Linked DNA regions of Homo sapiens: region 1 is linked to region 2. Evidence: read pairs that join two places in POLR2A ChIA-PET (ENCODE). Cell type or tissue: MCF 10A. All regions are shown on one strand. Links, peaks and the distances in the headings refer to the core of each region. The heading gives the core; the rest is flanking DNA.

What was found. Peaks named below come from ENCODE experiments on the same cell type or tissue, not always from the same donor. Only the 100,000 strongest peaks of a DNase experiment are listed, where the experiment ranks them.
Region 1: POLR2A ChIA-PET joins it to region 2 with 5 read pairs; 2 of 35 experiments call an interaction of 5 or more read pairs at or near these places.

Annotation. Positions count from the first base shown.
Region 1 is chr1:234,535,883-234,550,986 of GRCh38, reverse strand. No RefSeq gene overlaps it. Among named protein-coding and RNA genes, the nearest start is that of LINC01354, 12 kb to the right of the region's middle. RefSeq lists enhancers at 8,042-8,542, 8,543-9,043, 10,417-10,920 and a silencer at 14,910-15,104. In MCF 10A, for the core only: no CTCF peak of the experiment used is centred there; DNase peaks (open chromatin) are centred at 9,196 and 10,746.
Region 2 is chr1:234,854,966-234,870,069 of GRCh38, reverse strand. All of the region lies in intron 2 of LOC107985365 (a long non-coding RNA gene), which reads left to right. Among named protein-coding and RNA genes, the nearest start is that of LINC02971, 95 kb to the left of the region's middle. In MCF 10A, for the core only: no CTCF peak of the experiment used is centred there; no DNase peak of the experiment used is centred there.

The DNA.
Region 1 (15,104 bases), core at 6,872-10,871, 320 kb after region 2:
GCAGGTTGGCCCAGGCCTGAGGGCCTCTCTCAGGATACAGGAACCTTCAGAGCTAAAACCAAGGATGGTTCCAGACAGTGCTGGAGGGCTGGTCACCCCTACAGTGTTTCTGATCTGTGAGGCACAGAACAGTCCCGGATGAGACCTGGAGGGGCAGACCAAGTGGAAGACAAAGAAGTCTGTTCGGAAAGGCCTCTTCCTGCCCAGGCAACGGCTGGAAAGAACAGGAAAAGGCAGGGGGAAAGCCTGAAGTCCCAAGGAGAAATACAATGTTTCCGTCCTTGGGCATGGACAGGGGTCTGGAGCTCAGTGCTTCATCCGTTTAGGAATTCCATTACCTAGTCTCCAGGGCTCTCTGGCGGCTTGAGCCCCCAGATGCTCTGGTGGAGGCTGTGCGCCGCTCCTCCGCCCTCCTCCTGCCTGGCTGTCGGCCGCCGCTGCCTGTGCAGGAGGCTCATCGTTATGCCAGGGCTGTAGGTCTGCTCAAAGCTTCCCAGTCACCAGAAACATGTTCTTCTGGGGCTGCCTTTCCCACTTGGCTGGCGGTGCCTGACTTGCATATGAAACCGGCCCTTGGGGGCAGTAGGCTGGCGTGTCAGCCTCTCAATGCTAGACCAACAGACCCAGCCAGATTCTCAAGGCAGCCTCAGCCTGCCCTTTCTTCCCAAGAACACATGGGGTCTTTTTAGAAGAGCCATCGTGAGAGATGCTAAAATTTCAACTTTGTAAGAACCAACAATGACCAGAATAATAATGGGGCACATCTCCCTGATGCTACATGCTTTCACTTGTCTTAGAAGGGAGCTTTTTTTTTTTTTTTTGAGACAGTTTTACTCTGTCGCCCCAGGCTGGAGTACAGTGGCGCAATCTCGGCTCACTGCAACCTCCACCTCCTGGGTTCAAGCAATTCTCCTGCTTCAGCCTCCCGCGTAGCTGGGATTACAGGTGCACACCACCATGCCCAGCTAATTTTTGTATTTTTAGTAGAGACGGGGCTTCACCATGTTGGCCAGGCTGGTCTCAAACTCCTGACCTCCGGTGATCGGCCCTCCTAGACCTCCCAAAGTGCTGGGATTACAGGTGTGAGGCATCGCGCCCGGCGGAAGGGAGCCAATTTTTGTGACATCTGTGGTTTCCCATTGCGCCTTGAGCTGCAGAAGCCAGGCAGGCCCCAGGGCTGCTGGTCCACTGGTGGTGTTGGAGATGCTGCTAGAGGGGCTCAGCCCCTGCAGTGTTAAAGGCACAGGCTGAAGCTCATCTTGTCAATCATCAAGATGCTGATTGAATATCCCCAGGGGATTCTGAGACTGGGCCTTGTAACTTTAGGTGCTGTTGAAGGTCTGATCACGCCTGCACACAGCCTGCCATTTCCCAGGGATTTAAGGGTCTACTCAGGACTGCCCCTTCCACATTGTCCTCCTTGGTCTCCCCGCTGAGCTAGGGCTTCTTCTCCAGGGTCTCCTGCCACTCTGTGCATAAATCCATCACTGCTCTTACTCCTGGAAGAGCAGGTGACCCTTGAACAACATGGGGGTTGGGGCGCCAACCCCTTAACAGCGGAAAATCCACATATAACTTTTGCCTCTCTCAGAACTTAACTACTGATAGTCTATGTTGACCAGAAGCCTTGCTGATAACATAATCAGTTGATTAACATACATTTTGTATGTTCTAGGTATTAGACACTATTCTCACGAGAAAGTGAGTTAGAGAAAAGAAAATCATAAAGAAGAGAAAATATATTTGCTCATCATGACATGGAAGCGGATCATCTTAAAGGTCTTCATTCTTGATGTCTTCATGTCAAGTAGGCTGAGGAGGAGGAGGAAGAGGAGGGATTGGTCTTGCCATCTCAGGGGTGGCAGAGGCAAAAGAAAATCCATGCATAAGTGGACCGTGCAGTTCAAACTTGTGTTGTTCAAGGATCAACTGTGTAGGCTTTCTCCTTCTCTAGACGGGACTTCAAGATAGAATGGACCCTCTGTCATCATTTTTGCATCTCCAACAGCCACAACAGTGCTTTATATATAACAAATGACCAATAAATGCCTATCAAATGCATTGAATAATGGAGAATGCCTTTCCGTCCTTTGAATCACAGCTTAAGGGATTACCTCTTCCAGGAAGTCTTTTGGGTTAATGGAGGGCACCTTCACCTTTCAGTATAATCCTAACCCTCTCTTGTTTTTGAAAAGAGTTAATGGGGCATAATGAATAGTCATATCTAATATTTACTAAGCACTTACGACCTGCCAGGCTGTGTTATAAGCACTTTACTTGCATTCCTTTACTTGATTCTGATAATAATCTGCTGAATTAAGTTATATTACTATCATTCCCACTTTGCAGATGATGAAACTGAGAAGCTGAGGCACAGAGAGGTTAAAAAACTTAAGGCTGGGCGTGGTGGCTCACACACCTGTAATCCCAGCACTTTGGGAGGCTGAGGTGGGAGGATCACCTGAGGTCAGGAGTTCGAGGCCAGCCTGGCCAACACGGCAAAATCCCGTCTCTACTAAAAATACAAAAATTAGCCGGGTGTGGTGGCAGGTGCCTGTAATCCCACTGCTCTGGAGGCTGAGGCAGGAGAATCGCTTAAACCCGGGAGGTAGAGGTTGTGGTGAGCCAAGATAGCATCACTGTACTCCAGCCTGGATGACAGAGTGAGACTCCATCTCAAAAGAAAAAAAGAAACTAACTTAAGTTGACATATGGCCAAAGTGGAGAAAGGATGAAACCCACCCAGTTTGACTTTAGGCCTGCTTACGCATGCTGTCCTGCTGTCTCTGAGTTTTATTTTGGCTGCATATTGAATAAATGACTAAAAATCTAGAGCGGTGGTGACAGAACTTTCTAGTATGCAGAAATGTTCTATATCTGAAATGTCCAATCAGTAGCCACTAGCCTTATGTGTTCATTGAGCACCTGAAATGTGGCTAGTGTTTCTGAGAAAGTAAATGTTCAAATTTTAATTAATGCAAATTTAAATAGCCCCATGAGTTTAGTGGCTACTATATGGGACAATGCCACTCTAGGACAGAAAGGACCTATTTTTAAATTTTTAATTATTATGGGTACATAATAGTTGTCTATATTTACGGGGTACATACAATGTTTTCATATAGGCATACGATGTGTAATAATCACATCAGGGTAATTGGGGTATCCGTCACCTATCATTTCTTCGTGCTAGGAACATTTCAATTCCACTTTAAAATATACAATAAATTATTGTTAACTACAGTCACCCTACTGTGCTACCAAATGCTAGATCTTATTTATAAGGAAGGACATATTTTAATTTTCTTCTCTAAACATCTTACCATGTAACCCATGGTCATCAAAAGGACTCTTTCTGAATGGCTGCATATTAGTATCTCTCTGAATTGGGGAAACATCCAGTGATCAGCCTGGAGTGAATTAGTGAAACAAACTCAATCTTAGTCCTTGAAGTCTCCTTTCTACTCAAGCGGCTTTCTGAGTACATGAAAAATGTACAATTCTAGTTTGTTCACTCACAGAGGCCTGGAGAAGATTAGGTGCTCAGCGGAAGACTGGCAAACTAGAGCTGGGATAAGGGACAGGAAGGAGCTTCCCTTATCAGTGCTAGACCTGGTCTTAGGCATTCTCTTATTCCATCCCCAAAACAATTGAGGGACCTACCTTCAATTGTAAAATAGGATTCCCATCTCACAGCTGAGGAAAACTCAGAAAGGTTAAGAAACTCCCTCAGAGAGAGGCACTCAGAAAGAGAGCTGTGGTTTCAGCTGGGTTTGTCTGATTCCAGCGGCCATGGATTGTGGTTGGAGGATGAGGGGTCACTGTTCAATGGTAAAGGGAGGTACTCGAGGCTGACCATCTGTTCAAAGAGTGAGTGTGTGTTATTATCGCTCCCACAGTGATGCAAGGCACGTAGTTAGAGTTAGTGCCTGAGCCAGAGACCTGTTTCCTTCCTTCCTTCCTTCTTTCCATTTTCCCTCCCTTTCCTTGGCCCTCCCTTCCTCCCTCCTTCCTTCCCTCCCTCTTTCTTTCTATCTCTCTCTCTCTCTCTTTCCCTCTCTCTCTCTCATACACATAACACACATAATAATAAATCCAGATTTCAAAGATTCAGTATGAAAGGGTATAAAATATCTCATCAATAATCTCTGAATTAATTTTGTTGAAATGATCATATTTTGGATATACCAGGGTTAAATAACATGACAGAGAAATTATATTAAAGTTTATTTAACCTGTTTCTTTACTTTTTGGATGTGACTACTAGGATATTGTAAATTCCATAGTGGGTCAGGTGAGGTGGTTCACGCCTGTAATCCCAGTGCTTTGGGAGGCCGAGGTGGAAAGATCGCTTGAGGCCAGGATTTTGAGACCAGCCATCTCTACAAAAAATTTAAAAATTAGCTGGGTGTGATGTCTCACACCTGTAGTCCCAGCTACATGGGAGGCTGAGGTGGGAGGATCGCTAAAGCCCAGGAGTTCAAGGCTTCAGTGAGCTATGATTGCCTCACTGCACTCCAGCCTAGGTGACAAAGTGAAACCCTGTCTCTATAGAAATAATAATAAATAAATAAATTGCATCGTGGCTCGCGTCATATTTCTATCGGACAGACTGGTCTACAGGATTGCGTGTATGAGTCTGCATGAAACACCAATGACTTGTCAAAACTCTCCTCAGCCTGAGCAAATGATTTCATCCCACTAATACCCACACTGAAACAAAGTGAAACTGGCTAGGTACGCACAGACTTTGGCCTCTGCCTGGTCCGTGGCCCCTCTTGGGTATGATGCTGAGGACACCAGCTGGAATTGCTCACATTTTTTCCCTCTGCACACAGAGCACATGAAGCTCTGTCCTTTCTTTGCCTTGAATGGCACTAGCATTTCTTTCTTGAGCAAGGTGCTTCGTCATTCCTCTGAGGAAGGCAGGTGATGAAACCGTGACACAGAAAAATGGCCTGCTCCCTCCAAGGCCATTCCCAAAGGCCGTGGCCGAGCAGAGCCAAGCATGCCATCTACCATGAAGCTGACCACCCTCAACTGCCTGGACGTTCTTTTCTGGCTAACGATCTTACAGCAGTGGACAGATTCAACACACAGGCTTCCAGGGGAAAGGATGGTGGTGTCCGATAGTCTCTGACCCCTCCCATGATCATAGTATTCAACCCTCCCTGGGCTCAGTGACTTATTTCCTCCTCTTGGAGGTGGGAAGTGCTATAGTATTCCTCTTTGATGATTTAAAAGTGGTATATGCCTTTTACTCTTTCCTCTTTATATCCAGCCCTCTCCTTTCTCTGTGCTGCTTTTACACCAGTTTCCATAGTAACAACCTCTATTGTATCCCTGACTGAGAAGGGAAATCATGCAGATGTTCGAAGGGATACAACACCTTCCAGCAGCTATTTTGATGCACCGGCTCCTTATCTCCCTCACTAATTTTCTCGTCCTTCTCTTCTCCTTACTGCTGCCCCTTCCTCCAAATACTTACAAACCCATCCCAAGCTCCCTGTCTCCCCAGTGTGAGCCTGGGGGAGTGGGCAGGGAGAAGGAGAGTGCTGGCAGAGGAGGGAGAGGTCTCATTACGAATCTTAATCTTTCAGGTGGCTTCAGACAGAATGACAGGCACCAGTCCCGGACAGGACACGCACAACACAAAAGCTATGGGAGGTAGAATCAAAAGTACCAGAGCCCAAGAGCCGTGGAAGATGGCTCTCCGATTGCCTTCAGACAAGCACCCTTACCTGAATGCTTGCAGAATAAACAGACTGCCTGAACTATCTGTGCCACCAACCCCACCCCGCTCGCTCCTGCCCCAGCCTCATGAATAGCTCCTGCACCATATCTGTGAGTTTGAAGGTCTGTCTTCCTTCTACGCATTTCCCTTGGAGAGATCAGCCACCTTTTCTGATGGGCAGGGCAGAGGTGGAAATACAGCGCACGCACACACACACACACACACACACACACACACACACACACACACACACCAGGGCTTTGAAGACCTGCAACAACAGAGTTGCCCACCTTTCCTCCAGCAGCCAGGCTCAGCCGGCCACCTGGGAAGGCAGGAGGAATGGGGGTTCATCAGTCATCTCCCGAAATTGTTTGATGAGTTCTTTGCACCATTCCTCCTTGGAACTGGACATGATTCTTTTGATTACACAAGCCTGACAGCCGATCATAATAACCATGTAACTGAAGAGAACCTATTCCTGTCCAGCGGCATTATTTGTTCACCTAAAGCAAAGCCTGAGCTATATTTAGCATATGATGTCAGCGGGTTGTTTGGATTCTTGGAAATTGGCAGGAAGCCACCTCTCACATGATATATGAAATCACTGATAAATGCTTCTTTTCACCAAAAGAAAAACAGCTTAATAAATGTGGCCCTTTTCTGCTTTCATCTTCCCTCCCTTCCCTTGGCCCTCCCTCCCTCCCTCCCTCTCCTGCACCCTCCTTCCTTCCAGCCAGCCCCTCTCCCTCCACCGCCTCCCACCCCTGCCACATCTGGGATTTGTCTTTCTGTGGCACAGCTCAGCAGAGCCTGTGAAGTGGAAATGAGTTGCTCAGTATCACAGATCAAAATGAGGCTGTTGGGATGCTCAGGATGTTTTTTTCCTCTCCTCAAGCCTGGAAGGCTGCCAAAGTGCTCGTGAATCAGACGCACATGCACAAAAAGGCAAATCTATACAGCAGTGGCTTTATGGGGCCCGGTATTGACGGCATAGCACTAGCTCTGGGTTGCTGTTTTGCAGGCAAGGATGGGAAATAGATAGTGATTCAGGACTGCCATTAAGTGTGGAAACAGCCCCTGTACAGATTGTATGTAATAAACCCAGCACAGAGAGAAGCTGTAAGCAGCTCTGGATTTGCTGCCCTGGATCAGCCACGAGGCCCATCAAGTTCAAGCTCCCGATAGGTGTGGTGGTTAATACCTGGTGCTCTATCTTCCCCATCCTGCACTGAGTCCATTATACTAAAGCTGTCAGAGGGGTTGGAAGGGGTTGTGTGTGTGGAATTAAATTAATTCTTGCCCTCCTGTGGAGATCAGTTTATATGGCCTGAAGCACAAGATTTAATTACCCTTATCTTAGCTCGTGTAAAAACCAATGTCATTATTGATCATGGATTCACCAGGTCCCTTTCACAATCAGCTGTAACATTTAACTCAGTGACCCCCTGCAGGCCACGGGAAATGGGGGAGCAGCAGCTCCCAGTGGTGGTTTATTGACATTTATTTGTCCTCAGCTTCATCCAGTGGCCTCCTGTCTGCCACTGGAAGATACTGTGAAGACAAGAGAGGGGCTTGTTTCAGCCCTTTAGTATCTTGGATACCTTCATGATAGTCCCTTCTAACACAGGCTCTGTCAAGGCCAAGCAATCCTGGCATGGGTGATATCAGCCGGCCTATGAGGGACCTGCAGAGTTTCAAAAACAGCACCGTGACACTGACTGCAACTGGCCTTTCTCCCACACGCACACATGCGCAGAGCTAGCTCGTCTTCATCCTGGATGGGAGAGAAAAACAAAAAGGAAGGAGGAGGGAGGGAGAGCAAACCATGTCTGTATTCTTGATGTAACTGCCTCAATTTTTTACTGGGGTGAGGAATGGATGCAGCAATGAATAGACAGGTGAACAGACAAACAGGTGAATGGACGGATGCTTACATTAATTAATCAACAGTGAGAAATCCCACAAAATGAACACCGGTTGTAGGAAAAAGCTGTTCTTCCAACCAGTCTTCTAATTAGCATTCATCTGGGGCTCTATATAGAAACTGCAGACGAGTGGAGGGCTGTATTTTAATTGGAATTATTTTTTTTTTCTTGCTTAAAATGAGGGGTATTGGACCCGGATGCCCTGTTAGATCCCTTTCAGCCTCTGAAATTCTAAGGTTCTGTAATTCTGTGATTCTGCAACTTTATGAATCACTCAGGGTAAATTAACTTTTTTCTGGAAAGCAACTGTCCTCCTCTTCCCCTAGGTGCAGCGAGCGAGCTCTGCTCTGAGATAGGGTCCTATCCTCAGACATGGATGCTTCTGGAATCCTTCCTGCATGGGGGATTGGGACTTCTCTGGGACCTGAAGAGCCAATAAATACCCCTCTTCTGGAAGGACATTTGTCCTCACCAAGAACACAGCTCATCTGGGCTCTCTGGAGGGCCAGGATAGTGTTTATAATGATGATGACAATTTCTGTTTTATGCAAAGACCAATTCTTTTAGCCTAAGCTGCTCAAGAAGTTTGCCATCATTTCTATCAGCCCCAGATCTCACATAGAATAGCACCGTCGCAGCTGGCAGAGCACCACGTGACAGGGACAAATAACTCACTTGCCCAGCTCTGGGCCAGGGCTGGCCCACAGTTTCGCTGGCACTGGGCTGCAATCACAGTCTGTCTCATCACATTACCTTGGAGGAGGTGCAGGAAGCCCAGGCGAGGTCGGGAGAGAGATGGAGAAAGTTGAAAGATTTAGTATTCTCACAGTTGCCTGGGAGAACACAGCACAGCATGCAGAGCCACAGTGGCACAGCGTGCAGGGCCACAGTGGCACAGCGTGCAGGACCACAGGGCCACCCTCGGGGTGGGTCAGGAGCCAGAGGGAGAGTGGGACAGTGGCAGGAGCTGTTAGGGTGGTTTCCATGGGAAGGAAAAGCAAGGCAGGGTGTGCGGGCTCGGGACCGGCTAGCTGTGTTTGCAAGTGGCACCCCTGCGAAATTCACCTTTACTGTGACTGTCAGAGTGTAGAGTTTAAAGTTATCTGAGGACTCCAGATGTCTACGGGTATATTAGCCAGGGTTCTCCAGAGAAACAGAATCAATAGAAGCATGCGGAGCGGAGGGATGGGTGAAGAGAGGGAGAGAGAGAGACATTTTAAGGAATTGGCTCACATTATTATGGAGGCTGAAAAGTCCAAAATCTCCAGCAGGCTGGAGACCCAGGGAGATGATGTTGCAGTTCAAGTTAGAAGACCGTCCACTGGCAGAATTCTCTTCCTAGGGTCAGGCTTGGCTCTACTGGAGCCTTCAGTTGATTGGATGAGGCCCACCTGCAACATGGAGGGCCACCTGCTTTGCTCAAAGCCTGCTGATTTAAATGTTAATCTCTTTCAAAAACACTCCCACAGAAACATTCTGAATAATGTTGGACCACACATCCAGGCAGCACAGCCCAGCCAACTTGACACATAAAGTTAACCATTGCAACGGGTGAGTCACAATTGGCTTAGGTTGGCAAATAGGGCCTTAGGTGGATGTCAATGCATCACTTTACAGAAATTAAAAGCATGGTTAATACCGAGTCATTGATTCCTTACAGGGGTAGCTCTTGTGGGGCAGGATCTGTGACAGGGCCTCACTTCCCAATACCTTCACCCAGGTGACTTCACGCTTCCCTTGGGAAGGCACCTTGTAGCTTGCAAAATGCACTCACTCCACTCTCTGATTATCTGATTCTCCCAACACCCGGCAAGGTCAGCCTTATTATCCTCATCTCAGAGACATGAGAACATGAATGGGGAGGTGAGGTGACTTGGACAACTTGCGAGTGAAGGAAGTCAGACTGGATTCCATCTTCAGATTCCAAATGCCAGGAGCTGGCATGCAGTGAGAGATTGCCTGTGTCAGGCACACTTTCTGTGCTTCCTTTGTACTAACTTGATTTTTCAGAACAACTCAATGAAGGAGCCATTACTGTTTAACAGGCAGGGAAACTGAGGCACTCTCAGTGTATCACACAAGGTGGGCTGGCATCTGGGGCCAGCTTGGAGTCCAGAATCTTCATCATCTCGCTCCTGCCTCCCACACAGCCCGGGCAATGCCCTGTCCCCCCATCCCCAACCCCAGCACACTGCCGCTTACCCACACCTCTTAGCCTATCTTCGGAGACTGCTAGCAATCACCCTTTGAGCAAGTGTAACTGAGGGATAGCATAAAGATTTGGAAATGGAAAACAGAGAAATCCTCAAAGTGGAACAAGCTCTCAGAATGAGGCTGGGGCTGCCTAAAGCAAGCACCACCTCCTCAAACACCCTGTCTAGGAGCGGTCCCAGTTGACCCAGCTTATCAGGAAGGGCTCCAGATGTGGCTTCCCTGTGAAGCATCTCTGGTCTCAAAGCAGGGTCCCTTTTTGCTGTCCTCGCATTACACACTGGGCCCTGCTATTGCCTTCGTCATGATCTGCCCAACATGGGAAGCACATTCATTCAAGAAACATTTGCTGAGTGCCAGGCACTGTGCTGGGGGCCAAGAACTTAGAGACAGGGAGGAAGGTAGCCCTGGCCTCAAGGCAGTCTCAGGCTAACTGAAAAGACAGGCCTGCCAACCAGGCAGTACCAACCCGATGGCTGTACCAACCTGATGACTGGCAGCTGGCCCTGCCTCCCCATTAAGGCCTCCAGAAAGCACCCTGGACCCACAGAGTGAGGCACCATCAGCTCTGCCTAAGGGATGCTGGCAGTTCCGTGGGGAGAGAGAAGGCGGCCTAGAGCTGAAAGACAGTCCACAGATGCAAGAAGGGGCAAGGGCAGCTGGCAGAGGGAACAGCACGTGCAAAGACACGGAGGCATGAGAGCATTTAGTTTTGCTCAGCTGGAGCACACGGCATATGGAGCCAGGGCCAGAAGGACACCAAAGGCGGTCAGGTTAGGTGGTAAACAGCCTGAGGGCCCACCAAAGAGCTTGGATCTGTTCTAAAAATACCCTTCCTGGCCCTTGTGCAATCTTGCCATTGTTTCAGAAGCCTTGCGAACAATGTGTGAAGGGCTCTGCAATCCTCCAGGGAGTTACGGAGTCCTGGGAAGGAGCCTGGGGCTGGATTTTGACTCCTGACCTCGAGGAATTTATAATCTAGGTGAGAGCAAGACTAAGTATGTGAAATATTAGCGGCCATCCCGGGAGAAAAATGAAATGTCAGGCAGTGTGGCCAGGATAGTTAAGTGCGGTGAGAGTTGGTGAAGGGATGGGATTAGGGTGCTTCCATGTGCAGATTAATAAATCAGAAAAAGTTGTTGCTTCCTGCTTCTAAACTGGGCAAAGCCCTCACCACTGGCTTCTCTGTGAGACCCTGTAGTTTTTTTCTTAGGGGATTTTCCAAGCACAGCCTCATCAGCTCTCTTCAGCGTGGAGGCTATTTCCCTTTTGGCCAGTACCTATTAACTTACCCTTCTCCCAGATGAATTTCACTTTCCTCAGCTGAACCTGATCTGTTCCCCCAATGCATTAAGTCCATCCAGGGTTTCAGACCCTCCTACTTTTGGGGTTTGCCTAAAACCACCCCAATTCCTCTCCATAATGCAGCCTGGGGGATAAAGATATTCTCATAAACGCTTGGATGATGGAGATGTCAAGCGTGAGATTTTCTGTTTAAAGGAGCTCTCTGTTTCTGCCAAAGCTGGCAATGTATTATGAATTCCTTTGAATGCACTTGTTTGTACCTGGTGGAGATTCCCTTGAAGTGTGGATGAGTGTTTCCTGTGTTGTTGCTTCAGAGCAAAGTGGTGTCTTTGTGTGTGTCTATTACAAACACATTAACCACACGTGTGTCCCATCTTCTCCCTTACACCACGCAGCTAGGGTGATTGAAACACGACATTTTATACTCAAAAGCAAATTACAGCAAGGAATTAGTGTGAAATTACTATCCTCCTCTCAGAGTTCCTTTTTAAAAGTCAGCAGCAGTGCTCAGGATGAAAGTTGGCCTGTCAAACAAGTCCATTCAAGCTTGCAATTCCGCTGTCATTTCCCCGACGGGCTTGTGATAAAGAGCGAGGGAAAAAAAAATCTGCCAAAAATAGTGCCACTGAGAAACCCAAACCATGGCAAACTCAAGGGCCAACACCACCCGCTGCACAGCCCTCTCGGATAGGACAGCCGCTTCACGGGCTTGTTCTGACAGAGAAGTCGTGTTCCAGGGTGTGTGACCTCAGATTTCAGCACCAGAAAGACTTGGAGAGGAAGGCCCTGGAAGAGCTGCCTCTGTGAATCCCCGAAGAAAGGGAAGGGAGAACAAAGTTTACACTGAACATCTTGACTTCCCAAACAGCATGTTGAGGCAGTCCCACGGCGGACAGGTTTTGCGGCAGGCCTGGGACTCGCCCGGGACTGCCGCAGCCTGGAGATTCATCTAGAAAGAATATAACAAGCCTCCTTCTCCCTGGTGCCCATGTTACTCCCTGTTGCTACTCTTTCCGAGCCTTCAGTTCCCTGGGTGGTACCCTCAAGTGTGAAAGAGGGAGTGCCCCTTGGAAGCTGGGGAACGATTTAGGCCCAGGAGAAAATGGAAGCAAATCCAACAACCGGTGAGCTGTTAAAGAGGCCATGCGCCTGGTAGCAAGAGCTCTGGATCAAACGGCATGTGCGTGCATCCCATTCCTGGCTCTCTTGCCAGCTCTCAGGGGAGGTGGGCAGGCCGACTTCCCAGCTCTGTGCCTCTGCTCCGAGAAGTAAGACAGGAGACCTCTCCTGCCAGTTCACTGGGAGGGTTAATGCTCCGAGAGGCGACAGGTCATGTCTGTATACAGATTCCGACTTCGCTGTTTCAGCTCATGTTTATCATGCTCCTGGGGGTGCCCTTTGACCATCCTAACCACCCTGACAGCTAGGTATCCTGAGCTCCAGTTTACAGGTGAGACCATCGAGTCTCTGAAAGGTTAACTAACCTGCCCCAGTTAACACTGCCGGGAGGTGGCTGAGCCAATAATGAAATCCAGGTCTTTGGGTTCTAAGTCCAGTGCCTGCCATAAAAGGAATTTCTCCAGCCTGTTTCAGTGGCAGTGGCTGCCATGCAAATGCAATCTGTTTTCGCCTCCAACACGTCACATCTCTGGGCAGAGATTTTGTTCCCACCTTTGTCGTCGTTCTGACGTCCCACCACGCATTTGCTGTGAGGAACAACTTGCATCATGAACCAGATTTTAAAGTTGTTGCAAATATGTATCTAGCAACCATAAAACCTGATTTGTGTTTCATTTGTAAGCATACCAAATGAAGCCACGGAAGGGGCTGTGAGGATTGCAATGTGGTACACTTTTCTGGGTAAAATGTTCTTAGAGGGGCCACAGCTAAAAGGCAGTCTATTGTTTAACAGGCCTCAATGACAACCATAATAATCAATGTAGTTATTATCATGATTGTCGTCACTGCTAGATCTTACATCTTTGTGGCACTCCGATCACTAGCTAATCAGAGCATTCACCTGGGCCTGGCTTGCCCTATTCTCACTGTCTGTCTTTTTTTTGTCACTTATCACAGACTCCTGCAAGCAGAGTAGCCCTTGGGGAGGTTTCCCCGGGGACCCTTTTCTTTGGCATCCTTAAACAGCTGTCACACTGTCCCAGTTGTTTTTCAAGAAGAAAGTCCCCAGGGTTTTACTGAGGCAGACTTGAACTTGACCTCGTCGTGTTGATTGGTTCACTTTTGCTTCCCCCTGGAAAGAGGGGTGCCAAACCCTGGGTGCCCATGGGTGGATCCTGGCAGCCTTCTACCTTACAGCTCATCACCTGTTTTTTTCTACCCAGAACATGCGTTTGGACATGTAAGGATTTCAGCGGTTCCTGCAAAGCAAACTTCTCTGGAGGAGCCCGAGAGACCTCTTCTGTACAGAATAGCCTTACACCCCATAGGGCAGTCTGTCAGCAATGCATTTGAAAGGGGAGCACATAGGTAATGCATTAGGTAGGGTGGTGTGAGGAAGGGGATCATTCAGCACCTGGTCCTGAATGTTATTTGCCAGGTACTTTTAAATAACTTCTGTTAGCTATTACTCCTAAACATTCTTAGGGAGCGGGTAGGAATTGTCCTCCTTTTGAGAATAAAGAAACCAAGAGACAAATGTCTTCAGGGACACATCCAAGGAGGAAGAAGAGGTGAGAGCCTTTAGTAGTGAGGGTTACCCTTAGCTACCGTCCTCTGTCCTCCTTGGCCCCATGGGCACCCAGGAAACACACTGCGGGGGACGAATTCTGGAGCGTGGCTTTCATCCAGGAATTGTCTAAAACATTAACTGGCTGAAAGACAGGATCTCAGTCATTCTCACACAGCAAACGCAGGCTCAGAGAAGTAAGCTATCCGCAGCAAATCACAGGATGAATTAGCGCCCAATAAGCACGGAGAAAGAAGGCTTCTTCCTCGCCATCCACTCCCCGGGCCAGCTTTGAAGAAAGATATATTTTTAAATGCAAGCCTCGTAGAGAAAATGTTCCCTAGCACGTACCCATAGCCTACTAATGGGGCAGTTGTTGGCAGCTAGTACCATCAGCCCATGCTCAGGATTGTGTTCACAATTTTTATTTCTATTCTCGGCCCCTGGTATATGATAGGGGTTGCTGTCCCTGGAGACTTAGGGGCACTGATGAAAAAGGTTTCAGTAGGTTCTTGCCTTGCTCTCAATTCAAGATTGATTTTGTTCAGACTTTGGGCCTGCAGGCCTGAGGTCATTTACTGAGTTAGTAACCATTTTTGTTTGTTTGTTTGTTTGTTTGTTTTAAATTATTATTCTTCACACAGACTCCATGTAAACTGCCCAATGCTTCCCAGAAGGCTGGCGGCCCCTGCATCGCTCTGAACTGAAGAGGAGCTGAAGTCACAGAAAGCCAGCCACTACTCGATTGCCCAAGAAGCAGTCGTCGCACTGGCCCAGCTTCACAGCGGCTCTCGAGTGCTGAGAAAACCCACTGGAAGGGCTTCCTTTCCCTACTCTGCACATGAGAATAGCCATTCCTGTGTCAGTTTTGCTTCTTTCTGGGCTCTCTGATTAGGATTTATTTCCTTAGCTAGAGAAAATAAAGGGACCTTACAAGGCCTAATTAGAGCGACTCCTCTCTGATGTATTCAAGACACCCTGCTGAATTGGACTGGCAAGTCCCTGTGTATTGTTATTATTGTTGTTTTAAAGAAGCCATTTCTGACCAGGGTGGCTGAAGGAGACGCCCTTTGTCGGCCTCTCATGGTCCTGGCCCTCGCCAAGGGAACTGTTCCTGAACTGCTGTGTTTATTTGAGTTATGTAATATAAACAGCTCCAAGGAGATGGGCTCCTCCACTTTTGTTTTTAGACTCAGCCTCCAGTTGCCCTCTGCAGAGCTTGTCGCTTGGGTGGTTTCCTCCA
Region 2 (15,104 bases), core at 6,710-10,709:
TTGCCAAACACATTCAAAGGCACTTTTGAACAGATGGTCAGGCTAGGGTGAGGGGTTGAGGGAGGAGCAGTGGGAGGTGCGTGTGGAACGGAGGGTTGGGGTGGATGGCAGAGGCATAGGAATGCCAGGCCCGTGAGTTTAAAAGGCATCTTGAATGACATCCCACCACCCAGAGCACTTCTGCGCGGTTCACAAGCGAGAAAGACAATGAGAAAGTAGTATTTTTGGAGGATCTTTGCTGACAGCAGGAATGAAAAGAAATAAATATATATGAGAGCCATTATGAAGGGAACCCTGCAGGACCTCGCGGCTAATTGGATGTGGGGCTGAGGGAGCAGGAGGAGTCTAGGGTGACTTTGAGGTGTGGAGTGAGGTGACTCACAGAAGATAGTGTCGTCGCTGGCACTAGAAAGCCACCAGAGGAGCTGGTTTGGAGGGAGGAGGATGGATTCATTGGTTTTAGGCATGTTGCACGGGATACTGTAGCCAGGAGCCAGGGTCTGGCCCTCGGGAACTGGGTCAGGGTTGGGATGGAGACTTGGCCATCATCTGCAGAGATAAGCAGGGTTTCTCTGTCTTTGAGAGTGAGTAGAGTGAGGGGGAAGCATAGAAAATTGAGGACAGATACAGGGAACACTGGCAGGGGCTAAAACTGACAAAGGAAGAGGAGATCGCGAAGAAGGCAAAGAGAAGGCTGGAAGAGAGCAGTGCCTGGAGGAAGCAGGAACAGGTGTCTGTGGGCATGACTCAGGGGAGGAAAGTTGTTAGATGCTGCAGAGGCCAAGAGGGGCCACGCAGGTAGGAGCCGCTGGGATCAGCCCTGGGTAGCCTGTGCAGAGGCAGCCTGGGTGGACCATGGAGATGTGAATACCAGCTGGAAGGCAAGTCTGAGGTGGGTGCTGGATGAATCAGTGGTGGAACTTAGTTTTAAGAATTTCCACAAAGTGCCAGAAGTGGGAAGATGGTGTCTTCTTTTTATCCTTTTCTTTTCTTTCTTTCTTTTCTTTCTTTCCTTCCTTCCTTTCCTTCCTTCCTTCCTTGTCTGCCTTCCTTCTGTCTCTTTCTCTCTCTTTCTTCCTTTCCTTTCCTCCTTTCCTTTCCTTTCCTTTCCTCATTGCATTTAGCAGAGACTCAGTGTCTTCTTCCTCTTCTTCTTCCTCTTCCTCTTCTTCTTCTTTTGCAAACTCTGCCTCCTGGGTTCAAGTGGTTCTCCTGCTTCAGCCTCCCAAGTAGCTGGGATTACAGGTGCTCACCACCATGCCTGGCTAATTTTTGTATTTTTAGTAGAGACGAGGTTTCACCATGTTGACCAGGCCGGGCTCAAACTCTTGACCTCAGGTGATCTGCCTGCCTCGGCCTCCCAAAGTATTGGGATTACAGGCATGAGCCACTGCCTCTGACCAGATAGTGTCTTCTTGAATGGGGAAAATACCAGCACTTCTGGCAGTTAAGAAGTCCAGTTCTTCAACTCACTAAGCTGCCTTCTGGAGCCCGAACCAGGAATGCAGTGATAAAGAGATGCAGGCTGGAAAAGTTTGAACAACCTGGCCCCAGATTCCCCATCTGTGAAGGGGCACTGAGGCTAGGTCGTACTTGGGCAATTTTTGTGCTGCCCTTAGCTCATGAGCCCCTTCACCAAAGCTAGGTGACCTCTGAGTCCCTTCATATTAGACCAGAGATCCCAATCGTGGGGCATTGCAGCCCCATCATGTGTGGGTTGTGGGCCTCCCATGCTCCTAAAAGCCCAGTGCAATCAAAATAGCTAATGATTATTAAAAACTTTTTGGATTGCAGATGACTGACAGGTATATTCCCACATAAGCTAGTTATTATTATCTTGTTTATACAGTCAAGACATTTGAAGTCCAGAAATGTGACCGATTCACACAGCTAGAATGGAACTTCAACCCAGGCCCCTTACACTCCAAGTTCAAGGCTTTTTCCATCGTGATATGCTATTTTAAAATCCGAGTGGATTAAAATTAAATTTTTTTTTTTTTTTTTTTAGACGGAGTCTCGCTCTGTCGCCCAGGCTGGAGTGCGGTGGTGCGATCTCGGCTTACTGCAAGCTCCACCTCCCAGGTTCATGCCATTCTCCTGCCTCAGCCTCCTGAGTAGCTGGGACAACAGGCTAAAATTAAAATTTTAACTTGACTAGTGTGGAGAATTTTGTGTAACTCTTTGAGCTGTTTAGCAAAATCTACATAGCCCACCTTGCTGGTTGTGGGGACACTGGCATCTCTTGCATGGAAACCTGGCTGGTTTTAACCTTTTCTGCTATTGCAGATGGGGAAAGTGAAGTGGCTCCTATTGACTTTCTGCTGCCGCTTCCAGGTCTGACTTGCACACAGGGCCATGATGCCTGGTGCTTCCTCGGCTCTTCCAGTTGTTTATGTTCAGCCGAGGGCAGTGGATCCCAAAAATAGCAGGCTCTGGCTCGAAGTTCTACCTACATAACTTCTGGGAGCCAAGCCCTCTCTCTCCCTGGCAGGAATGGGTCCTGGGAACATGCAGAGATTCTCCCTGGTGGCATATGGTTTTCCATGGTGGCCGTGACTCAGGAACTCACTGCCATGCTGCCTGACTCTCTACTCTGCCTTTGGGCTCCTGTCTTGCTGGTGTAGGCTGACTTTGATGTGACCTCGAGATTAGCCACCGCCACACTGAGGTCTCTCTTCCTGTCTTCGTGTTGCTGACCTCATCTCGTCCAGCCTCCAACCCCATCTGATGAAGGAAGGGGGCAAGTATGACAGCTGTGCCCCAAGTATAATAGCTCACAACCCGCTACCAAATACAATGTCTTTCCCCACTCAATTCTTATTCTTCCTTCAGGGTTACAATTCCAAATTTCACTCATGCTATTTTTTTTTTTTTTTTTTTTGTAAGACGGAGTCTCACTCTGTCACCCAGGCTGGAGTGCAGTGGAGCGATCTTGGCTCACTAGAACATCAGCCTACTGGGTTCAAGCAATTCTCCTGTCTCAGCCTCCCAAGTAGCTGGGACTACAGGCGTCTGCCACCACACCCTGCTAATTTTTGTATTTTTAGTAGAGACAGGGTTTCACCATGTTGGCCAGGCTGGTCTCGAACTCCTGACCTCAGGTGATCCACCCACCTCGGCCTCCCAAAGTGTTGGGATTACAGGCGTGAGCCACCCCGCCCAGCCTCTTGCTATTTCTTTCAATGCTCCCTGTGCCTTGACAGAGATCCAGGGATTGTGTTGAAGACAATATGTGTAAAAGTAACCAGCATTGCACCCTAAATTGTCCTTCCCCTCTGACAATTGGCCACCATCTCTGTATTAAGCACAAGCACCTCAACAGGCCCTCCGCTGAGGATGCAGGTGAGGACGGGCTGGATGTGCCTTTTATCCCCTCTTTGTGGTGTTACTTGCTCTATTGCAGAATCGAGCATTGGCCCCATTATTCCTGAATGAGTCAGAAGTCTCCGCCCCTCTGCTGAACAGGCCGATGTGTCCCTTGACACACACGTGATAATGGTGCAGTTAAAAAAACAAACCCATAGAGATATGGAAGTGCAGATGTGTAGACGCCCCATGGTTTTTGGTGACACAAACGTCAGCTGTAGCTCAGGGACGTCCTCCTGATAGAACTCGCCATTGTGGCAGGCAACCTCTGAGATGAACTCAGATAGTCTTGCCTGCTGACACCCATGCTCTTGTGTAGTCTCTTCCCACGCTGAATAGGGCTGACTGTGTGACCAATAGGATATTCTAGAGATGACCGACTATGACCTCTGAGGCTGGGTTATAGAAGAAGTGGTGCTTCTGGCTGGGTGAGGTGACTCACACCTTATTCCAGCACTTTGGGAGGCCGAGGCGTGTGGAACACTTGAGGTTAGCAGTTTGAGACCAGCCTGGCCAACATGGTGAAACCCTGTCTCTACTAAAACTATGAAAATTAGCCAGGCGTGGTGGTGAGTGCCTATAAGTCCGGCTACTCGGGAGGGTGAGGCAGGAGAATTGCTTGAACCTGGATGACAGAGGTTGCAGTGAGGCAAGATCATGCCACTTCACTCCAGCCTGGGCAAAAGAGCGAAACTCCATCTCAAAAAAAGAAAAAAATAATAATAAGAAGAAGAAACGGTGCTTCCCTCCTTGTTCTCTTGGAACACTTACTCTGGGGGATGCTAGCGCCACCTCATGAGGACATTGAAGAAACCATACAAACAGGCCCATGCAGCGAGGGCTAATGGTCCCCAACAGTCAGCATTGACTTGTAGGCTGTGTGACCATGGGGACATCTCAGAAGCAGATCTTCCAACCCCAGTCATGCCTTCAGGTGACAGTAGCCTTGGCTGACATCCGAACTATAGCCTGTGCCAGAACCATCCAGTGAAGTCACTCCCAGATTCCTGACCCACAAAGACTATGACATAAGAAATGCTCACATTTTGAGTGCTAAGTTTTGGGCTAATTTGTTACACAGCCACTGATAACTGATACACCCATGGCAAGGACACAGGGACTTCTGACTCAGTCTGGATTCTCAGTCTGACTTGCCTGTGTTTCCAGCTAATGTTGAGTCCTATCCACCGAGCCTCCCAGTACTGCTTCTGGCGACATGCAGCTGCACTGAGGCATTTGAGACCTGGTGTTTCTACTATCTGGATCACTGAAGGAACCTTGGATGCTTTTTTCTAAGCCTGGTAAAGCCATGCAGCAGATCAGCAGGAGGGCACACATTAGCCCACGGGCTGCCTGAGCCCTGGCCTGCAGCTACTCACCTCCTCCTCCTCCTGGGGCTTCACTCCTGTGCTCATTCCATCAGCTATGAGAGTTCAGCTTGACACACAGAGCCTGGTCTCACAGTCACTTATGAGGGGCCATGAGTTCCAGGGTTTCAAACCAGAGAAGATGGGGCTGATATATTTTGTCCATCAGAAACAGCAGAGTCCCACCATGCTAGAAAGACTGTTAGGAGGGTATAGTGAGCCTGGCATGGAGCAGGCACTGAATTGTTTGGTGACTGAGGGGGACTTGGTCTTGCATCCTCCATCACGCTGCTCAGAGAGACGTGGGGCAGAGGTTGTGCTGTGTGTGTGTGTGTGTGTGTGTGTGTGTGTGTTTGTTTGTTTGTTTCTTTCTTTTTATTTTATTTTATTTTTGAAACGAGTTTCACTCTTGTTGCCCAGGGTGGAATGCAATGGTGCGATCTCGGCTCACTGCAACCTCCACCTCCTGGGTTCAAGTGATTCTCCTGCCTTAGCCTCCCGAGTAGCTGGGACTACAGGCATGTGCCACCACGCCCGGCTAATTTTGTATTTTTAGTAGAGTTGGGGTTTCACCATGTTGGTCGGGCTGGTCTCGAACTTCTGACCTCAGGTGATCCGCCCTCCTGGGCCTCCCAAAGTGCTGGGATTACAGACGTGAGCCACCATGCCTGGCTTATTTATTTTTATAGAGATAGGATCTTGCTTTGTTGCCCAGGCTGGAGAGCAGTGGCATGATCATGGTTTACTACAGCCCCAAACTCCTGAGGGGGTGATCCTCCTGACTCAGCCTCCTAAGTAGCTTGGATTACAGGAATGTGCCGCTATGCCCAGCTAATCATTTATTTAGAGATGGGGTCCCATCGTGTTGCCCAGGCTGGTCTTGAACTCCTGGCCTCAACTGATCCTGCTGCTTTGGCCTCCTAAAGTGCTGGGATTACAGGTGTGAGCCCCTTGCCCAGCCTGCACTGTTTTCTGGAGCTCACACTTTCAGAAAGAAATAGGAACACTGGAGTGGAAGAATGGGCGTGGATGAAGAGATTGATGGGGACTTCCAACTCATGCAAGCAAGTGCAGCATTTGGCAGGGGAGGCTCACAGCACATCCCACTTCTGCAAGTCACCAGTGGGTCTTTTCTTGCCACAGGGATCCATCTAGGGGTCCAAGGTATGAAGTGAGTGGGAGGGACTTACAGAGAGACACACGTCAGCTCTGCCTGGAGAAGGATGTCATGGATCTCAGTGGCACACCCAGGTCTCAGAGAGGCAATGAGTTGCTTGTCACAGGAGTTGTTTATTCCCAGCCAGGTGGCTGGGATGGGAGTCTCAGGAGATGAGAGGACTATACTGTTTTTTTCCTGGAGAGGTACATTTCTCTAGTCTGTGGATCAGGCTCCTAAAAGTCCTGCGGAGGCTGCAATTCTGCTGCTTCCCTGCCATGGACTGCCAAATGGGCTGGGTGAAGGAAGGTCCTATTCTCAATGGCATTTCCAGGACCTCTCTGTGTGTGTGATCTGGCTACTTTAGACAGCAATGGTATATTTGCCTTGGCTGATGGGAGTCCCTCATCCCTTGAGCAGTTTTGTGGAGAGCAGGAGAAATGTATCACAGTGTCTTGACGCTCCTGAAAAGCGTATGAGTCACTAGTACCAGGGAACCTGGCGTCCTTTTCTCAGTCATTGAGCTTGCGAGCCAGATCCGAATCATCTTTCCTTCTGCAGTCCTTAATTATGGGGGAAAAAAATGGACTTGTAGAAACCAGTCCTGTGTTTCTGGATGTGGAAGGACTCTGAGCTTTCTCTTGGGCAGAGGGGTTGGAAGGGGACAGGGCACAGAGGGCAAGGGCTCTGCATGATGCCCAGGGGAGTAGAGTCCAGCCTCCAGCCTCTTGTCTCCCAGAGCCCTCCCTGGTGGTCAGTGTTGTGGCCTTGAGCCCCCAGTAGGCCAGTGCTCACTTGGATCCTGCAGCCCAGGCTGGGGCTGGGGATGAAATCTGTGGCCTCCATCAATCATAGCAAATGCATTGTCCCCAGTCGATGACAAAAGGCCAGGAACTGGAACCTCCCCAGACCGACTCAGCTAGTTCACTTGGCTAGAGCCCAGGCTGGTGGGAACCGGATGTTTTGTGGAGGATTGGCGTCTCTCTCCCTGCCTGTGCCCCACGCCGCTCAGTGCTTTCCCTTGGAGTCCTCAACCGTGGAACCGGTGCATTCTTTCCTGGGCAGCTGCTCTGCTCACTTCCAACATGTTGTGCTCTGAGCTCATAAAATCAGAGGAATCAAAGGCAGAAGCTGCAAGCGCTCAGGCCTGCGGGGACCGGCGGCTTTGGAAACTCCAGTTTGCTTTCTTCTTTCCATGTGTGGCAGATGTGCCTGTCTCATCTTGTAGCGCCTTGGCCAGCTTTTGCTTTTCCGCAGAGGAAGGTAAAGCAAAGCTGTGGCCAGAGACCCCTGAGGCTGGAAAAACGTTTAAAGCCCGAGGGGGAGGGCTGCCCTCCCAATGCAGATAAAGGAATGAAACAATAGAGCAGTTGTCCATTTGGAATCCTGGGAAAAGCTCAAAATACGACAGGGAGGTCAGATCAGGCTGGACCCATCTGTAGCACTGAGGGCTGGAGGGGGAATGTTCTGGGCTTGGAAGGCTTCTCTTTCCCCTCTGGTCTCATGAGCCTACTGTCTTATTAATGAATTTGGTTTGCCTAGAGGTCCTGACTCAGTGGCCAGTTTGGTTCCAAAGCAGGTAGTGGCCCCTCTTGAAAAACAGCTGCCCACCTGTTGACCTCATCTTTTAAAAACATGCAGGACATCCATCCACGTGAGAGATCCCTGTGGGTCTCATGGGCCATCCCTGGCTGCCCCTTCATTCTTGACCCTGCCCCATCCCTCCGGGGTCACATTTGGATCTGGGAGAAATATTTGGCAAATGTGAAAATGATAGGTTTAGCAAGAGCCTGAGGAACTGGTAGGGAAAGACTTGTTTCGTTCACGTTTACTTTTTGAACAGATAATTCATTTTCTTGGTTCACAAATCAAAACTATAAAAACCATGACTTCTACCCTTGCTCCCATTAACCCCAACCCAAGTAACCACTTATATTAATTTCTTGGGTGTCTTTATGATATACAAACAAATGTGTGTGTATAACTTTGTACATATATATTTTTTCTTTTTCTTTCCCCCTTTCACAGAAAGGAACTGCAGCGGCCTTTGAGAGAATGAAAAAATACTCAATCTCACTTAGGTTCAGAGACATGCAAATTAAAACTATAATAAAATACCCATGTGGCAAGGCTGACAGAAGTTAGCATTCTGTGCAAACTGGTTTGGACTTTGCTCTTTTCACTTACCTGTGTATATATCTTGGACATCTTTCAAATCAGTACATAAAGAACGTCCTCATTCATTTTTTACAGCTTAATAGTTTCCTAGTTATGGACACATCGTAAATTTATCTAACTGGTTTCTATTACAGACATTTGATTTGCTTCCAATCTTTTGCTACTACGAACCATGCTACCCAGGATGCTTCCTATACATGTAGGTATACTGGTAGAATAAATTAAGGCAAGTGGCATTATTGAGATAAAGGGTAAACATATTTATAATTTTGGTAAGGGTTTTCAGACGTCTTCAACAGAGTGTACACTATGCACTGCCACTAGTAAAGAATGAGAGTCTCTCTTTCTCCATAGCCTTGCCATGCAGGCATTTCATTGTAGTTTCAATTTGTGATTCTCTTATTAAAGTGAGATGGAGCACTCACTTTAATTCCATTCTTTCAAGACCCATTTGCATCTCCTTTTCTATGAGCTTCCTCTTCATCTCCTTTGCCCATCTAAAGAAAAACTGTCTTGTTCACTTTGGTCTTTTTCCTTAACCATGCCTAGTAGCTATTTGTGTGTTAAGGAAAGATTGGCTCTCTGGGATATGAGTCACTCCACATTATTGTTTGTCTTTTAATTTTGCTTATGTTTTGTGGATGTCTAAGTTTTTTAAAAATTAGGTGGTATAATATAGTAATCTTTTTTTTGTATGAATTCTGGATAAAAGAAAGGCCTTCTATTCTCCAAAGTTCTAAAGGAATTTGCCGATATTTTCTTCTAGTTCTTCTATGGCTTCTTTTCTTTTCTTTTCCTTTTCCTTTTTCTATTTTTTGAGACAAGATCTTGCTCTGTCACCCAGGCTGGAGGGCAGTAGCACAGTCTTGGCTTACTGCAGCCTTGACTTCCTAGGGCTCAGGTGATCCTCCTGCCTCAGCCTCCTGGGTAGCTGAAATTACAGGCACGTGTCACCATGCCTGGTTAATTTTTGTACTTCTTGTAGAGATACATGTTGCCCAGGCTGGAGTTTTCATTTTTCAAGAGTTTGTATCTTGGCCAGGTGGCCAGGTATGGTGGCCCATGCCTGTAATCCTAGCACTTTGGGAGGCCAAGGCAGGTGGATCACCTGAGGTTGGGAGGTGGAGACCAGCCTGACTAACATGGAGAAACCCCATCTCTACTAAAAATACAAAATTAACTGGATGTGGTGGCATGTGCCTGTAATCCCAGCTACTCAGGAGGCTGAGGCAGGAGAATTGCTTGAACCCAGGAGGTGGAGGTTGCAGTGAGCTGAGACTGCACCATTGCACTCCAGCCTGGGCAACAAGAGCAAAACTCCATCTCAAAAAAAAAAAAAAGAGTTTGTATCTTTAATCCATTTGGATTTGACTCTGGGGAAAAATGTGAGGCATGGATTGAACTTAACTCTTTTCCAGTTGTTCTGATATCGTTTAGTAATACCATTCCTCTAGTGGTTAGAGATATCACCTTCATAATTTACAGAATCTCTGATTATAATTGGGTCTATTTCTGCATTTTCTAGTTTATTCCATTGTTTGGGATGTCTGTCCGTTGGCCAGTACTATGCTGTTTTCATTACTGAGACTTTACAATACACTTTGAAATGTGATAGAGCTATTTTTTCTCATTCCTTTTCGTTTTGTTTCTTGCTGTTTTTGCTTTTCCTTTCTTTTTCTATTCTTTACCTGGCTATTTTTTTTTTAAATTTGGAATGGAGAGCTTTATTTCACATAAAGGGCTGCAGCCTGCAGGGTGGCCATTCTGACAGGTTGGGAAGCATAGTCTCTGGCCAGAAACCAGAAACAGAAACTTTGAGAGTCAGAAGAATAAGACAGATATTTATATTAAATGGGGTTGTCAAATATACATATTCAATAAGCTGGAGGAGGAGTCATGAACATTTATGAAAGGAGAAACATGCGTGTGTGCAATTGAGCTTCATGCCTCTCTAGGGGACCCATGTTCAAGACATGGCAGTGGGGTTAGCACAATCCAAGGGTGGGGTTTTTGGTCCTCTGACGTCAAATGGTGAAGCAGAGGACATGGACACCCTCTGCACATCCTGCTTAGACTGCCTGGCTATTCTTGCTTGTTTCATTTTTCCATATGAACTTTAGAGTCAGCTTATCTAGGTTTTTTTTGAAAAAGATTATTTGTATTGAGGTCACATAAAATTTATAAATTCTTTTTAGGAGAAGTGATGTGGTAATGAATCTTTCTCTCTTAGAAGGTAGTATGTGTTCCCATTGGTTCTATTGTTCCTTTGCATTTTTAAAGGTTAGTTTCTCTCTTAGGCATTTTGCATGCATGTTAGTAAGTTTATTTGAAGGTATTTTTTGTGTTGCTGTTGTAAAAAAACCCAAACAACTCTTGAAGGATACACCATTTTTCTCACTCTATCCTCTGCCTGGTTGATACTTGTACATAATACTGTTGTTATCTATTACGTTAGTGTGTACCATGCTACCTTTTTTTTTTTTTTGAGATGGAGTCTGGCTCTGTTGCCCAGGCTGGAGTGCAATGGTGTGATCTCAGCTCACTGCAACCTCCGCCTGCCGGGTTCATGTGATTCTCCTGCCTCAGCCTTCTGAGTAGCTGGGACTACAGGGGCACACCACCACGCCTGGCTAATTTTTGTATTTTTAGTAGAGACGGGGTTCCGCCATATTGGTCAGGCTGGTCTCGAACTCCTGACCTCAGATGATCCTCCCGCCTCGGGCTCCCCAAGTGCTGGGATTACAGGCATGAGCCATTGCACCAGTCCCATGCTACTTTTTTCAGAAAGCCTAATTAATGTAAAGAATACAAATGTTATTTGGGTAAGTACCCAAAATGAGTATTTTAGAAATTAGAAGAAGGCAGTCCCAAATAGATTTTAGGAAAACCATAATTGGGGTGGGATGCTTAAGAGTGTGCTTCTTGAGAATTAGGGATCCTTCAACATGGTGGAATTTGAGGGATGTAACATAATTTCAGGAACTCATTCTGCACCAAGAATAAAGATGTGTGAGAGCACAAGCAGTTACCTGCAAAAGAATTTGTGATGAGCTCATCTGTGGTTGGATTCCTTCAGGTCCTAGAGCACAGAAGTGAAATGCCAAAGGCCTAAATTCAGTGGGAAGCAGGGTTCTCACTGGCTACAAAACCTGCAGCTTCAGAAAGGAGCAGTGCAGGGGGGCACTGGCCACTGAGGGCCATGGGTCCTCAGCTTTGACCACCCCTCAGAACTCATCAGAGCAAAGCCCCCAGCTGTTTCCTCTCTTAGAGCATGAGGGAAAGAAATGGAGATCTAGCACTCATCTGTTCCTTTGGAGATGGAAAGAAAAATGGAATTCACAGGTGGCCTTCAAGAGCCCAGTGAGAAACAGTGAGCCCATTCTGCTCTGTCTCTGGGATCAGTCAAAGGCAGAATGGGCAGGTGCAGCCCCAGCACCCTAACACCTTTAGTGCCACCAGTATGGTTTATCCAACCAAGGATTTGGGGTTCTTCTGCGACTTGGGGCTCTTTTAGGGAACAAAGTTTATTTTCTTCTTCGTCTTCGTCTACTACAAATAAGAGGAAGGAGGGAGCTGTTACTGCGCACCCATGCGTTATGCTTGGTGCAGTCTGTATGTCCTCAAGGCATGCCTCGAAATCATTCTCTCTGCTTTTATGGATGAAGAAATGAAGGCTCAGGAGGGCAATTAACTTTCTGAAGGCAACTTGGCTGGGAATTAGCTGCTGTAGGGTCCAGGGAGGAGGAGGATGGAGGTAGTGGAGCTCTGGACACCTCCTTCTTCTTGCTTGAATGAAAGCAGCTCCGCGTTGTGTATGGGTTTCCCATTGAGCTATGCTTTGAAGAAAGGATTCTACTTGGAAAGAGTCTGTGTTCCCAGACAGGTCTATTCTATGTTTCTCAGCCCCAGAGATGGGTTTTGAATTTGCAGCACCTCCCCACTCCTACCCCTACCCCAACCCCCGCTCATACTATAGCCCCCACTTTGCCTAGTGGATTGGAGGGGTCCCAACCCACTGAGGAGCAGTATCAGGTGCTGAAGGCTCAGAGGGGACTCAGGGCTGGGAGATGGCAATGGCAGCTCCCAGCCAAGCTCTGGTCCTCTCCAACCGATTGCCACAGCCAGCTTCAGGCTGGAAGGCTCTGCAGTGGAGTGAAGCTGACATTTCTCTCAGGAACTACAATGGGGAAAAATGCTGCCAGCCACCCTCTCCCTACTCCCTCCAGACCCTGACAAAAGGGTTCCCCAACCAACCGTACCAGTTACTCAGCAGTGTCTTTGATAAGAATTAGAAACTCAGGAATTACTTCAACCAAGCTGATGGATTGTAAAGGTACTTGAGCTCATTATATTCTCTTCCAGACTGACTTTTCTTTTGCACTTAATGATGAATAGTCCTTGGTGCTTCTGTGATCTTACTCCAAGATTTTAAAAAATCCTAGGAATAAGAACTTTTTCTCTTTTTTAAGAGAAAGGGTTCTACTCTGTTGCCCAGTCTGGCGTGCCATGGCGTGATCATAGCTTGCTGCAGCTTCAATCTCCTGGGCTCAAGAGATTCTCCTAGTTCAGCCTACTGAGTAGCTGGTACTACAGGCATACCTGGCTAATTTTTTCAATTTTTTGTAGCGATGAGGTCTCACTATGTTACCCAAGCTGGTCTCGAACTTCAGCCCTCAAGCGATCCTTCCACCTTAGCCTCCGAAAACGCTGGGATTATAGGAATAAACCACCATGCCTGGCCTAGAACATTGTTATTAGCATCATCATTACTATCCTCCTTGTCCTATTCTGGCTTCCAAATTGGACTGCGTCTAACATTGATGGCTGAAGCCAAGACATCATTCTTATCACCATGACAACAAACATAATACTGAATTAAATAATCGGCTTTTATAGGAAGTGCTCAGTGCACTAGGCCTGATACCAAACTTGAGAAAACTCAACTTTAGAGATAGGAAAAAAGGACTATCTAGAGAGAAGAGGTCATTTATTCCACATTTCTTGCAAAGATAAAGGCAAATTCTGGAAAAACACTGCGCTCTGCTCTCCCTGGTGATTGTGAGCAGTTACAGCTTGTGAAGATCTCACATCCTGGGCAGAATTCCATGGCAGGAGGGCTGCATTTTGTAGTCAATGACTGGGCTGCCTGTGGATGGGCAGCTGTGTTCAGACCTGAGCCTTCATCCTTTGTATTCTTGGACTCTTGTCATGGACCAAGGGATGCAAGAACCTCCTAACAGGCCTTGATCTTTCCTCCACGGGAACAGCCTTAAACTTTTGGGGAAAGTAAGGCAACAAAATGAGCAGTGCTAACGCAATGTGTAATCTGTTGCTCATCAGCGGGAAGACTTTTATTCAGTGGTCTAAGCATTTTACAAATAGTAACTTATTTAATCTTCACAGCAATGGTCCCACTTCAGTATTCCTATTTTCAGATGACAAAACTAAAGCACATATCGATGACATAACTGGACTAAGATCACACATCCAGCCTGTTGCAGAGCTGGAGTGGGAGCCCAGATCATCTGGATTCAGAGTCCATGGTGCACTTATTATTCTGGAAGTATCTAGTGCTGTGCCCTTGGCTTGGCAGTGTGGTTCAAAATCCAATCCAGCGTGGTTCATGGTCCCTTCCCTCTAGTAGCTTACAATCTCTGAGAAGCTTATGTTTTGAAGGTTTTGCCTTATAAGGACCTGTACCTCACTTAGTCTTCAGCCCTCTTTACAAGTACATTGAACTCACTTAGTTACAAGGATTACAAACAAATACTACAGGGATGTGATGGGTAGTTGTGTGTGTGTCCATTCCGCTGGGCTATGGTGCCCAGTTGTTCAGTTAAACACTACTGTAGATGTTGCCGTGAAGGTGTTTTTAAAGATAACATTAACATTCAAATCAGTAGACTTTGACTAAAGCAGATGGCCCTCTGTAGTGTGGGTGGGCCTCGTCCAATCAGTCTAAGGCCTTAAGAGAAAAAACTGATCTCCCCCAAGGAAGAGGGAATTCTACCTCCAGATGGCCTTCAGACTTGAGACTGCAGCATCCATTCTTCCCTGGGACTCTAGCCTGCAGCCTGGCTTGCACATTTCAAACTCACCAACCTCCACAATTAATTGAGCCAATTCCCTAAAATAAATTTCACTCTCTTTCTCTATCCATACTATTGGTTTTGTTTCTCTGGACAATCCCGACAAATACAAAGGAAAACATGACATTCTGGGGTCTCACTAAACAAATTCTTCAGTGGTAAATAACTTCCGTAGATGGGTAGCTAGAATACAAATGAAGACATCTGAGAACTGTGGAATCCTCTTTACGCTTTCTGCAATGCTGATGTGCGTTATGGTATGTGAGGAATAAGTTGAATTTGAGAAGGCAGAGATTCCTTATTCTGAAGTGTCTCAGCCAGGTATTGGCTCTTACCATTTCAGCCGCAGAGATGGCGCTCCCATCTGCAAGGTTGGGCAGGGGTCCTCTCCCAGTCCTCTGAGATAGGTGAGCAAGACACAGAAATGGCTGTGGGGGGACCAGCCTGAACACTGGTTGATGAGCAATGCACAGAGAATTCGCTGAAAGTACTCTCGGGGACAAGAGTGCCCCCGAGGGACTCCATTGGTGTCCGAGAGTAATAGAGTTCCTGCAGAGAGGAGACCGCAAATGGCATTTGCCACAATTTACCCACCTCAAAATAGTGACAACACCAGCCTTTGTGAAGCAAATCAAGTGGGAAAAAAAATCACTTTTACAAAATGGGAACAGTGCCTCTTAGTGCCACGTCACAGTGATAAGCACTTGGATCTTATTCTGGGTGAGAGTCAAATGAAACCCCAAATGTTCTTTTGAACAAGACTGTTCCACTTAATAGAACTGCCACTCAGTGAGTCCTGTTGTTCTCCCCACGGGCCCCTTGCTGAGCCTTGGAAGCATCCTCACAGAAGACTTGAAGCTTTGCTGATTTAAAGCATCCTCCTGCTCAAGTCTTGGCCAGGAAAAGTCAGGTGGGAACCCATTTGTGACTCAAGCCCCCACCTATCAA